Regions from separate parts of the Homo sapiens genome. Here region 1 is linked to region 2. The links are chromatin loops, found by intact Hi-C in ENCODE. Cell type or tissue: heart right ventricle. All regions are shown on one strand. Links, peaks and the distances in the headings refer to the core of each region. The heading gives the core; the rest is flanking DNA.

What was found. Peaks named below come from ENCODE experiments on the same cell type or tissue, not always from the same donor. Only the 100,000 strongest peaks of a DNase experiment are listed, where the experiment ranks them.
Region 1: it touches region 2 in a loop (6-fold over the local background); 1 of 110 quality-filtered maps calls a loop at or near these places.

What each region holds. Positions count from the first base shown.
Region 1 is chr21:38,459,837-38,465,330 of GRCh38, forward strand. All of the region lies in intron 1 of ERG (ETS transcription factor ERG), which reads right to left. Among named protein-coding and RNA genes, the nearest start is that of ERG, 36 kb to the right of the region's middle. In heart right ventricle, for the core only: no CTCF peak of the experiment used is centred there; no DNase peak of the experiment used is centred there; H3K27ac peaks cover 1,552 bases.
Region 2 is chr21:38,795,387-38,800,880 of GRCh38, forward strand. No RefSeq gene overlaps it. Among named protein-coding and RNA genes, the nearest start is that of ETS2, 7.8 kb to the right of the region's middle. In heart right ventricle, for the core only: no CTCF peak of the experiment used is centred there; no DNase peak of the experiment used is centred there.

The sequences.
Region 1 (5,494 bases), core at 1,419-3,918, 340 kb before region 2:
ATCTGCATAAGGCTTGTATTCTAGCACTACAAGCCACAGATAATTTTTGAAAATCAATTAATCAACCAATAATTGATAGGGTAAATTTATAACCTTGTTTTTCAAGCCTGATCTCAGGGTTAGAAGGTGGTAAGTGATAAGTATGAAGAAACAGAAGGCAGAACTAGAGACTCAGGAAAAGAGAGGTAAACTGCTGCTTTTCATTTAGAGTGGCCAGGGTGGTCCTGAGAAAACGCGAAGGAGGGGAGGGTGTGAGCCCCCATGCATTCATGAAGAATAGGCCTTCCAGCCTTGGCAACAGCTAGAACAAGGCCAGAGTGGACTGCGGGGGCTGCACGAGGAACAATGGGACCAAGAACAGCCAGGGAGGAGGGGTTACTGGAAAGGAGCGAAAGAAAGAACCAGGAGGTGAACCAGGAAAGGCTGGGGGTGGTAGAGCCTTGCAGGCCATGGCAGGAACCTGGGTGTTGACTCAGAGAGAAGTGGAGTCTCTCTAGCCGTCTTGGCTAAAAGCCCGGGAATTGTCTTCTTCTGTGTTGCACTAATATTTTCCATCTCATAAGGGTTCTGCAAAGAAAATTCTTTCTATCTTTAAAGTTTTATTATTTTCAAAACTAAATGTGATGAGAATGCATATATTGCATATGCCATGTGTACACCAAAAGCCACACCTAATAAAATGTTACAGCCATCCTTTGTCCCACATGCAACGGGAACTTCCATTCATCATCACATGCAGAAACTCTGGGAACTGAGAATCTGTACTTTTCATTCAGAGTCTGCAAGGGGTCACGGCCATTTTGAAAGGCTTTGACTCACACAGGAAATACCTCACTGAGGCTCCCACCCACCCATCCACTAATAGGGCAGCCTTTAGGGAAACTGACTTGTGGCAACTGAAAGGAATAACGGCACCAAAGTATTCCCCTGCCCTGAAATCTCTGTTTACCTGTGGACCGGTGATGGGTGTGAGGCTGTAGGTTTTAACGAGCTCTGAATGGCAAATGGCAGACAATGGTGTCACTTCCTTTCTGCTTAGGAAGGAGACGTTTGGAAAAACTGTTCACTGCTGTGCTTGCCTATGGAGAACCTGGATTCCCAGAGCTCTATCTGGTAGAACGTGTCTCCATATTAATAAGCAGTGAATCCTCTTTTGCGGCTGAATTTTCCTCAAGGAAGCAGCATGGGCCTTATTACTGCCTTAAAACCCAATTTCAATATTCGATACATAGTCTGTGTATTCATTTGCTAGGGTTGCCAAGACAATGTACCACGGACTGAGGGGCTTAAGCAACAGACATTTATTCTCTCATGGCTCTGGAAGCTGGAAGTCAGAGAGCAAAGTAGCAGCGGGGTTGATTCCTCCTGAGGACTCCCTCCTTAGCTTGTGGATGGTCATCTTCTCCCTGTCTCTTCATATCATCCTCCCTCTATGCATGCCTGTTTCTGAGTCCAAATTACCTCTTTTTATAAGGACATCAGTCCCACTGAATTAAGGACCACCCTAAGGGCCTCATTTTAATTGGATTACCTCTGTAAAGGCCCTACCTCCAAATAAGGTCCCACTCTGAGGTCCTGGGGGTTAGGACTTCAACATAACTCAGGGAACACTATTCAACCCATACCATCCTCCAGGAAGGCAGAGAATGTGTCCCTCTTCTTCACTGCTGTATCTCCCTGCCTAGCACAGTGCCAGGTACCACACTATGCTCTGTAGGTCAGTGATTCTCCGGAGCTCTGTAGGTCAGTCATTCTCAAAGTGTTGTCCAGGAACCCCCTGGGGTCCCCAGACCCCTCTAAGGGCAGGCATAAGCAGATCTGAGAATCCAGCTGCCTCCAATTAGCCCAGACATTAAAGAGATTGCAAAAAATGCAAAACAATGCCACTTCTCATTAACATTTTCTTGGAAAATAGAGTTACTTTTCATAAAAATATCTCATTTGTGTTAACATGCAATGAGTTTATTTATTTATTTTTATTTTTTGAGATGAAGTTTCACTCTTGTCACCCAGGCTGGAATGCAATGGTGTGATCTCGGCTCACTGCAACCTCCGCCTCCTGGGTTCAAGTGATTCTCCTGCCTCAGCCTCCTGAATAGCTGGGATTACAGGCGTGTCCCACCATGCCTGGCTAATTTTTTTTTCTTTTTCTTTTTCTTTTTTGAGACGGAGTCTCGCCCTGTTGCCCAGGCTGGAATGCAGTGGCGCGATCTTGGCTCACTGCAAACTCTGCCTCCTGGGTTCATGCCTTCTCCTGCCTCAGCCTCCTGAGTAGCTGGGACTACAGGTACCCGCCACCACGCCTGGCTAATTTTTTTGTATTTTTAGTAGAAACAGGGTTTCATGATATTGGCTAGGCTGGTCTTGAACTCCTGACCTCAGGTGATCTGCCTGCTTTGGCCTCCCAAAGTGCTGGGATTACAGTCATGAGCCACTGCACCTGGCCTTGTTATTGTTATTTTTAAATGAATTTATAAGTAAATGTTTCAAAATTTCTGTTTTTGTTTCTACCAATAGATATAATGCATATACACAATTTTTTTTTAAGAATCCTCAACCAATCTTAAGAACGTAAAGGGGTCCTGAGACCAAAAGATTAAGAATCACTGCCGTCGAGGTTTTAAGCTTGGCTAGGACACAGTCTGTACTTACTGAAGTAACCCACAGTATGACAGTAATAAGACACTTTATGAAGAACATATTTTCAGTAGCTAAGTGTCATAGAAAAGGAAGCTTGTTAGCCATTTCCTCAAGTTGACAACAGAGAGTCCTTAGGAAAATAATTTTTTAAAGCCAATATTGAGCCTTCCAAGACTGCACATGGTGATATGTTAAATTTGGAATTTATGCAACTTAAAAAACTGAGAGTCGGGGGTTGGCATTTTTGTGCATCCTAACTGACGAGTGCTGCCCCAGGGCTCTCTAACACTGCACACAGTCTACTAAAGAAGCAGGCTGCCCATCATGACCCCCACCCATCAGCTACACAGCACACATCTGCTTCTAGATGAACCTTCTTGCAAGTGGCCTGTCTTATGGCAAAATCAAGGGGCAGGCCTGTAAAGCGGACCAGGAAATGAGCAGCAACTGCATACCACCAACCTGTTGCCAAGCTAACTGTGCTTTTCTGGATCAGAGGCAGCTTGAGACACTGGTCCCTGGGGCTGAGGGACTGCAGAGCCCGGGCACAGACTCCCTGCCTATCTCCCAGTGTGTCCATCTTGGTACACCTGGTGCATCTCTGGATTGGCAAGTGGCACTCCCCAATTAATGTTAAGGGCCACTTGTTTTAAATATAACCAGATTATTTTAATTTTTAAATGTGTATCCCATACTTGGACACTGAAAGGTCCTCCCTGTTTACCTGCTTGCTGGGGTCTGTGCTTGGGTGTCTCATTTTATTATAAAACAGAGTCTCAAAGGCATTTAATACTAAGATCAAGTGGCTGGGCATCCATCATGTGCAGAGCAGGAGCCTGATGGTGGTGAAGGCTCATTCTGCATGTGGTTGACTCTAGGAACTACTTTAACAGAGGGGAAGAAATACACTGGGAGAAAGGAGCAGGAGATTCGTCAGGGCTGGGGGAATACTGGCTCCATGAGGGCAGAGACTTTTTTCTATTTTTTCTCTTTTTCAGAGCCTGTAAGTGTCCACATATCATGCACATGCAGTGCGTATTTGTTGCATGAGCTCCTGGTATGCAGGTGCCAAATGTCATGCTAAGTGTGTCGACTGGATGACAGAAGAAGGAAGGAGGGATTAAAGGAACTGGTGTGCACTGGCCTGAGCCTTGAAGAATGGGGTGTACTGGGTAAATCAAAATGGTGGGGAGCATTTCCAGATGGAGAAACTGCAAGGAAAAGCATAGAAGTGGGGCCACCCCTCGTGAGCTGGGGAGGGCCCAGGGTATGTGTGCTGGTTGGGGGGAAGCTGAAACTGAGGAAATTCCCATTGGATCCATAGCCTGGTTCTGGTTTCCACAGGCCTGGGATGCCCCGTCCAGAGTTTGACTTTCAGTCTGCACGTAATCCAGGCTTTGTATTCCCACTTCCCGTATCCCCTCACTCCTTTTTCACACACCCTTTTTATCTATGATGCTACTGGGGTCATGGGTTAAGAAGTCCTGTCGTCTAAGCAGCAAGGGTGCATCAAAGCAGGATTTTCTCCATTGATTCCAAGGTGTGATTCAGAAATGGTAAAAACTCCGAACACTAGGATGAGCACTGGGGATGGGTTCATGTTTTTTTTTTATGAAATAATTCAGAACTTATTAAGAATTCCCTTGGCAAACCAAATTAAATATTAAACAACTATTTGTTAATATGTTACTATTGGATTCTATCTTAGAAAAGTGTAATTATGTGTAACTGAACTTTTTGTTTTCTTGTGGTTGAACCCTGAATTACCATGCCTTCTGGTTTCCGTGTTTTTCCTGGGGAATAGGTCATATTTCTTACTTCCAAAGCCCAGAAATAAAAGCCTCACACATCCATCCGTAGTCCCAAAGGCTTTTCTGCCTAGTACCCAGAGAGTAACAGCAGTGCTTCAAACTATTTGTGGACAAGAAGTCCTAAAACATCAGACACACTGTGGAAAGCAATTTCATTTCATTAATACAATTCATAATTAACTGCATTTATTTTATTGTCTAAATTCCAACTGCTAACCTATCATATCGACGAATTCTTTGAAGTTGCCTTTATTCTACAGGATATGTTCATTTTTAGATAATGCTATTTTTCATATACTTTAAGTTCTGGGGTACATGTGCAGAACATGCAGGTTTGTTACATAGTTATATACGTGCCATGGTAGTTTGCTGCACCCATCAACCCATCATCTACATTAGGTATTTCTCCTAATGCTATCCCTCACCTACCCTCCTACCCCCCGAGAGGCCCTGGTGTGTGATGTTCCCCTCCTTGTGTCCATGTATTCTCTTGATCATCTCCCACTTATTAGTGAGAACATGTGGTGTTTGGTTTTCTGTTCCTGTGTTAGTTTGCTGAGAATGATGGTTTCCAGCATCATCCATGTCCCTGCAAAGGACATGAACTCATCCTTTTTTATGGCTGCATGGTATTCCATGGTGTATATGTGCCACATTTTCTTTATCCAGTCTATTGTTGATGAGCATTTGAGTTGGTTCTGGGTTCATGTTTTAAAATCTCAATTTGCTCCCTAGTCCTAGGAATGATCTTCTCCACCTCCAAGGAATGCAAGCCCCAGTGCAACATGGATTCTTCCTCTGTAAGAGGCTAGACTCCAAATAATTTGTCCTGTTTTTGCCTGTGGGATGTTACAAGTGTACCCTGCTGTCTGTAATTGTGTTTCTGAAGTGTTCTATGTAAGTAGGTTTTTGTTAGTTGAATTGTACTTTAAATGTGCCAATCAAGTTCCCCATGAAAAGAGATGGGCACAGAGACTTTTTGAAAAATTAAGCATCCCAAGAGAAAAGCCGATCTGAAAAGACTACATATTATATGATTCCAA
Region 2 (5,494 bases), core at 1,076-3,575:
AGAACAGAGGAGAGCTGGGAGGCTCTTGCATGGTGGTGATGACCAGGGCACTAGAGAAGAGACTGTGCTTGAGATGTGTTCTGGAAGCAGAGTCCACGGCATTTGCTGATGGTTTATGGGAGTAAAGGAAGAAGAGAAATCCAGGACAACTCCAGGTCTTTTGCTGAGCAACCGGTGGGTGGTGGTACCGGTTCCTGGGACGAGAAGCCCTTTTCTCCATCTCTGCTAATAACTCGCTGGCCTGAGCCAGCCTCGTCACTTGCCTTTAATGCTCCTGTGGTCACATGGCTGGCTGCCCTGCTGCCACCACGCCTCTTCCCCATGGTCTGGGATTGATCATGTGCAGGGCAGCACCTGAGGTCCACATTAACACTCCCACACACCAACAGATGAGCTTGGAAGGAAGCCCCTGTGTGGTTCACACACAGGAAATAGGCGGGTGGTCACTGTGTGGGACTGTCTTGGATGGCAGGTCAATGGCACATCTCTGGTCGAGGAGGGGAATAAGGACACCAGGCAGGGGAGATGCCTGAGTTGAAGGAGTGAGACCAAGGCAGAAGCCCACCCAGAGGATGAGGGCTGAGGGAAAGAGAAGGTTCTCATGCACAGTGAACAGGAAGCAGGGGGCTCTCCGGACCCGGAAGTGACCCTGGGCCGGCCAGGGGACAGACCAGTCTCTACTAGACCATGGGGCTGGCTCTGGGGGTATTTTAGGTCTCCAGGTTGATGTCTGCAAGGCCAGCTTTTTTTTTTTTTTTTTTTTTTTGGAGACAAGGTCTTGCTCTGTTGCCCAGGCTGCAGTGCAGTGGCTCAATGCAACCTCCACCTCCCAGGCTCAAGCAATTCTCCCACCTCAGCTTCCTGAGTAGCTAGGACTACAGGCACGCACCACCATGCCTGGCTAATTCTTGCATTTTTTGTAAAAATGGGGTCTCACCATGTTGTTCGGGCTAAGGCCAGCTTTTTCTTGCTGATGCAGGAAGAGGGACTGGATCAGACTCAAATCTGAGAGGCCCTGGAGGACCCAGCTATGAGAAACTAGCAATGAACTAGAGCAGGAGGGCCAAAGGCAGCCTGCTGGCTTCTTCTCATTTTTCCAGCCTCTGACACCTCACACCATTATGAACATGTAATTGACCTGAATTTGTAAATTCTTATTCTTTTTTTTAATGATTTCTTTCCTGCATGAATGGCAGAGGGTGACTCATCCCCAGGGACGGGGCTCAACCTTTCAACATGAACTCACCACCATGTAACGCGTGCGGCCCCCACTGGCTGAAGCCATTTGATAAATCCCTTTTTCTCATTTTTACAGAGAGAAGGTCTAAGATCCAAGCTACAGCCTAATTCAGCCATTTGCCCTTTACCCGAGTTTTTCAATATACTCCACACTTTCTTACTCCTGCTGAGAGCCCCACTTTCCTTGAATGCATTCCTCTCTTGGCTCCCTCCCTGCCGCCGGCCTCCTCCCTCTCTCTCCCTTCCAGGTCACTTCTCGTGATGAGATTGGACTTGTTTCCTGGGGCTCTGGTAACAAGTTAGCTTAAAACAGAGAAATGGACCCTTTCACAGTTCTGGAGGCCAGAAGTCTGAAATCAAGGTGTTGGAAGGGCCACTCTCCCTCTGAAGCCCCAGTAGAGGATCCTTCGTGGCCTCTTCCAGCTCCGGGGTCCCTGACACCCCCCGGCTTATGCCCGCTTCTCTCCCCTCACTGCCTCCGTCCTCACACGGCCATCTTCTCATCTCCTTGTATCTCTTCTCTGTGTGTCTCTTATAAGGACACTTGTCATTTGACTCAGGACCCAGCAGGATAACCCAGGATAATCTCATCTTGAGATCCATCACTTACTACAACTGCAAAGTCCTTTTTTTAGATGGAATTTCGTGCTTGTCACCCAGGCTGGAGTGCAATGGCACGATCTAGGCTCGCTGCAACCTCTGCATCTGGGTTCAAGTGATTCTCCTGCCTCAGCCTCCTGAGTAGCAGGGATTAAAGGCACCTGTCACCATACCCGTCTAATTTTTGTATGTTTAGTAGAGACGGGGTTTCACCATGTTGGCCAGTCTGGTCTCAAACTCCTGAGCTCAGATGATCTACCCACCTTTGCCTCCCAAAGTGCGTGAGCCACCGCACCCAGCCAGGGCTGCTCTTAAATGATGAAACCAATGGGCTCTACAGCCTCAAATGCTGAGGGTCAAGCTGTGTCCTCTTCTGCCAAGAACAAGGAAGTGGTATGTCTGAGTGATATGTCATTGCTCATTGTCTGCCATAAGGTTGGGACAAAGAGCAGAGGTCTGGGCCTGGCTCTCAGCTTAGCCAGCCAGGCCCCCGGGCCAGGCTGAGTCACTGTGTCCTCACTGCTTAACCCAGGGTAGCAGTGCTCACTCTGCTTATTGCAGGGCAAGGGGCAATGGAGCTGCTATCTGGGAAACAGTTTGAAAACTGTGAAGGGCTCCACAGGTAAAGTGCCATTCTGTTTGTTTTAGTGGGGAATCACTCTAGGAAAAAATTAGGAGGATTTTGGTCCTGAATCCTCTAGAAGTGTGCTCTGCGACTTTGGGCAAATTATTTAAACTGAAGATAGTAATGCTACTCAAAATCAGTAGTGTCACAGACGTGTCCACCTAGGAAAGGTATAAAGTACTATATAAATGTGAGGTTCTATCATTATTATAGTGTTTACCATTTCAGCAAAGTATTGTAAAAGACATTACATAATGCATTTGCATCTTTTTACTGATAAAACTTCTACTGTAAGCATTAGTACTTACTAACCAGCATTTTACATTTTCCTTTGAAAGGGCGAAATTCCTTCCGCAGAATTAAATCGTGTAATTTTTCCAACAGATATTTATTGAGTGCTGTGCATCAGGATTTATTCTAAGCATTGCAGGAAAGTAGTGAACAAAGCAGATATAATTCCTTCCCTAATGGGGTGGAATTTGTGCTGTGGAGACAGAGAATTATTAAGGTAAAAAAGCAAAAGATAAAGAACGTAACGATAAGGGCTTAAGAAAAAAAAACTCATTCGGTGTCAGAAAGGAGTTGTTGAAATTTTAGGTGGGGTGGCCAGGGAAGGCTTCACCAAAGGTGACTATTTAGTAAAGATCTGGCAGCGGTGACAGTAGGAGTCACACGGACTCCTGGGAAGACCCTTCTAGGGAGAGGGAACAGCTCAGGAGGGAGTTGGCCTGGTGCCCAGAGCAGGAACTGAACATGGAGGCAGAGACTCAGTCATGTAACTGCTGGAGGCTGAGTCTCAGGGCCTCCAGGGGCGTGGCGGGCTTGGGCTCAGGCCTTTCTTCTGAGTCACACAAGAGCTGTTGGAGGGTTTTACCTGAGGACGGACAGGCTGACTGCCGTTTAAACAGGATCCCTCTGGCTGCTGTGTTGAGAATGGGTATCACGTTTAGAAGCCTTTTGAAATAAGTATTTGAATGCACAAGTCATACTGAAAGTCATTTTTTAAATGTCAAATGCTTGCCTTTTCCCCTAAACTAGAGCAGGTCATTCTTGCAGTGAAATAGTCCACTCACTTTTCTATAGTAGGATGAAAAGAAAGAAACGAGAAGGCACGACTTGCTGTATCTAGTCAAACATTCTTGCTACCAAGAAACATTCACGCTCCGAGTGGAGAAGGGGCTGCCTGCATCTCGTGCCCTCTGGGTGAGCCCGGCTATGTCTTCCTTCACCACCCTCTGCTGGGAGGGTGGGAGCTGAGGGGACAAGGACACCTGAGAGAGGCCTGTGATGGGCTGCCCAGTGCCACCCAAGCCCCTACTGCACATCTTCCGCCCCAGCCCAGGTTGGTCCAGAAAAAGAACATCAAGTGTTGTTACCCAATTCTGGTGTCAAAGACACCCTAAGAGTCCTCCATTGCTACTGACCAGCAGTTTCACATGTACCTACAAACAGAAATGGGGTAATTGGGTTTAATAAAAAAAAAAAATACATTGGCCATAAAAAGGAATGAAGTTCATCCATGCAGTACATGCTACAGCACAAAAGAACCTTGAGAATATTATGTTCAGTGAAAGAAGGCAGTCACGAATGACCACATATTGTATGATTCCATTCTTATGAAGTGTCCAGAACACTTCATAAATCATAAGGCAAATCCATAGTATCGGAAGGTAGATCCATGGTTGCTTAGGGTTGGGGGTCGGAGGGATAATGGGGTGATAGCTAATCAAAACAGCTTTGTTTTTGAGGTGATGAAAATGTTCTAAAAGGGACTTCGATAATGGTTGTACTTACCTGTGAATATTCTTTTTTTTAAATATTCTTTTTTTTTTTTGAGACATAGTCTAACTCACTCTGTCACCTAGGCTGGAGGGCAGTGGCACGATCTTGGCTCACTGCAACCCCTGCCTCCCGGGCTAAAGCGATTCTCCTGCCTCAGCCTCTTGAGTTGCTGGGATTACAGGCATGCACTACCACACCCAGCTAATTTTTGTATTTTTAGTAGAGATGGGATTTCATCATGTTGGCCAGGCTGGTCTCAAACTCCTGACCTCAAGTGATCTGCCCGCCTCAGCCTCCCAAAGTGCTAGGATCAATGGTGTGAGCCCAAAGGTGTGAGCCCAAAGGTGTAAGCCACCGTGCCTGGTCCTTACCTATGAATATTCTAAAAACCGTTGGATTGTATAGTCTAAATGGGTTGCTATGGTCTGAATGCATGTGTCCCCTCAAAATTCCTATGTTGAAACCTAACCCCCGAGGTGATGGTGTTGAGGTGGGACCTTTAGGAGATAACAGATCATGATGGTGGGGTCCTCATGAATGGGATTCGTGCCCTTATGAATCAGGCCTGAGGAGCCCTTTATCCCTTCTGCCATGTGAGGACACAGCAAGAAACAGAGAGCCTCACCAGACACTGAATCTGCTGGTGCCTTGATCTTGGACCTCCCAGCCTCCCAAACTATGAGAAACAAATTTCTGTTGTTTACAAATTCCCCAGTCAAATGTATTTTGTCATAGCAGGAGAAGTGGACTAAGACATGGATCAATTTTATGGTGAGTTATACGTCAGTAAAGGTGTTTCTATAGGTGTCTGTCACACACATATGCATACATAGATGCACAAACACACAAATACAATGCTCTTTTGTGACTTCTAAAAAAGTTTAATCACAAATGGAAGTATTTACACTCAGCCAGGAGAATCTGTAAACATGCCCTTTCAATTCCATTGTCAAACAAGAAAGAATGGTTTCAAGGCACTGAGACAGAGTGAGTACGACATGGAAACCCAACCCTACCTTGGGAGCAGGGGCTGACAACCCACCACTAGGATGTACCCTGTGTATCTGTAGTGCTGGCTCCCTGCACACAGGGCAAGGTCCCGTCCAGGACCATCTGCAGAATTTGCAAGGCCCAGTGCAAAATGAAAATGGGCCTCTTATGCAAAACTTATTACAAATTTCAAGATGGTGACCACAAAGAATTAAGCCAAGTGTTTCTTTACGCTTTTAAGAGGTATTTCCTTGCTAG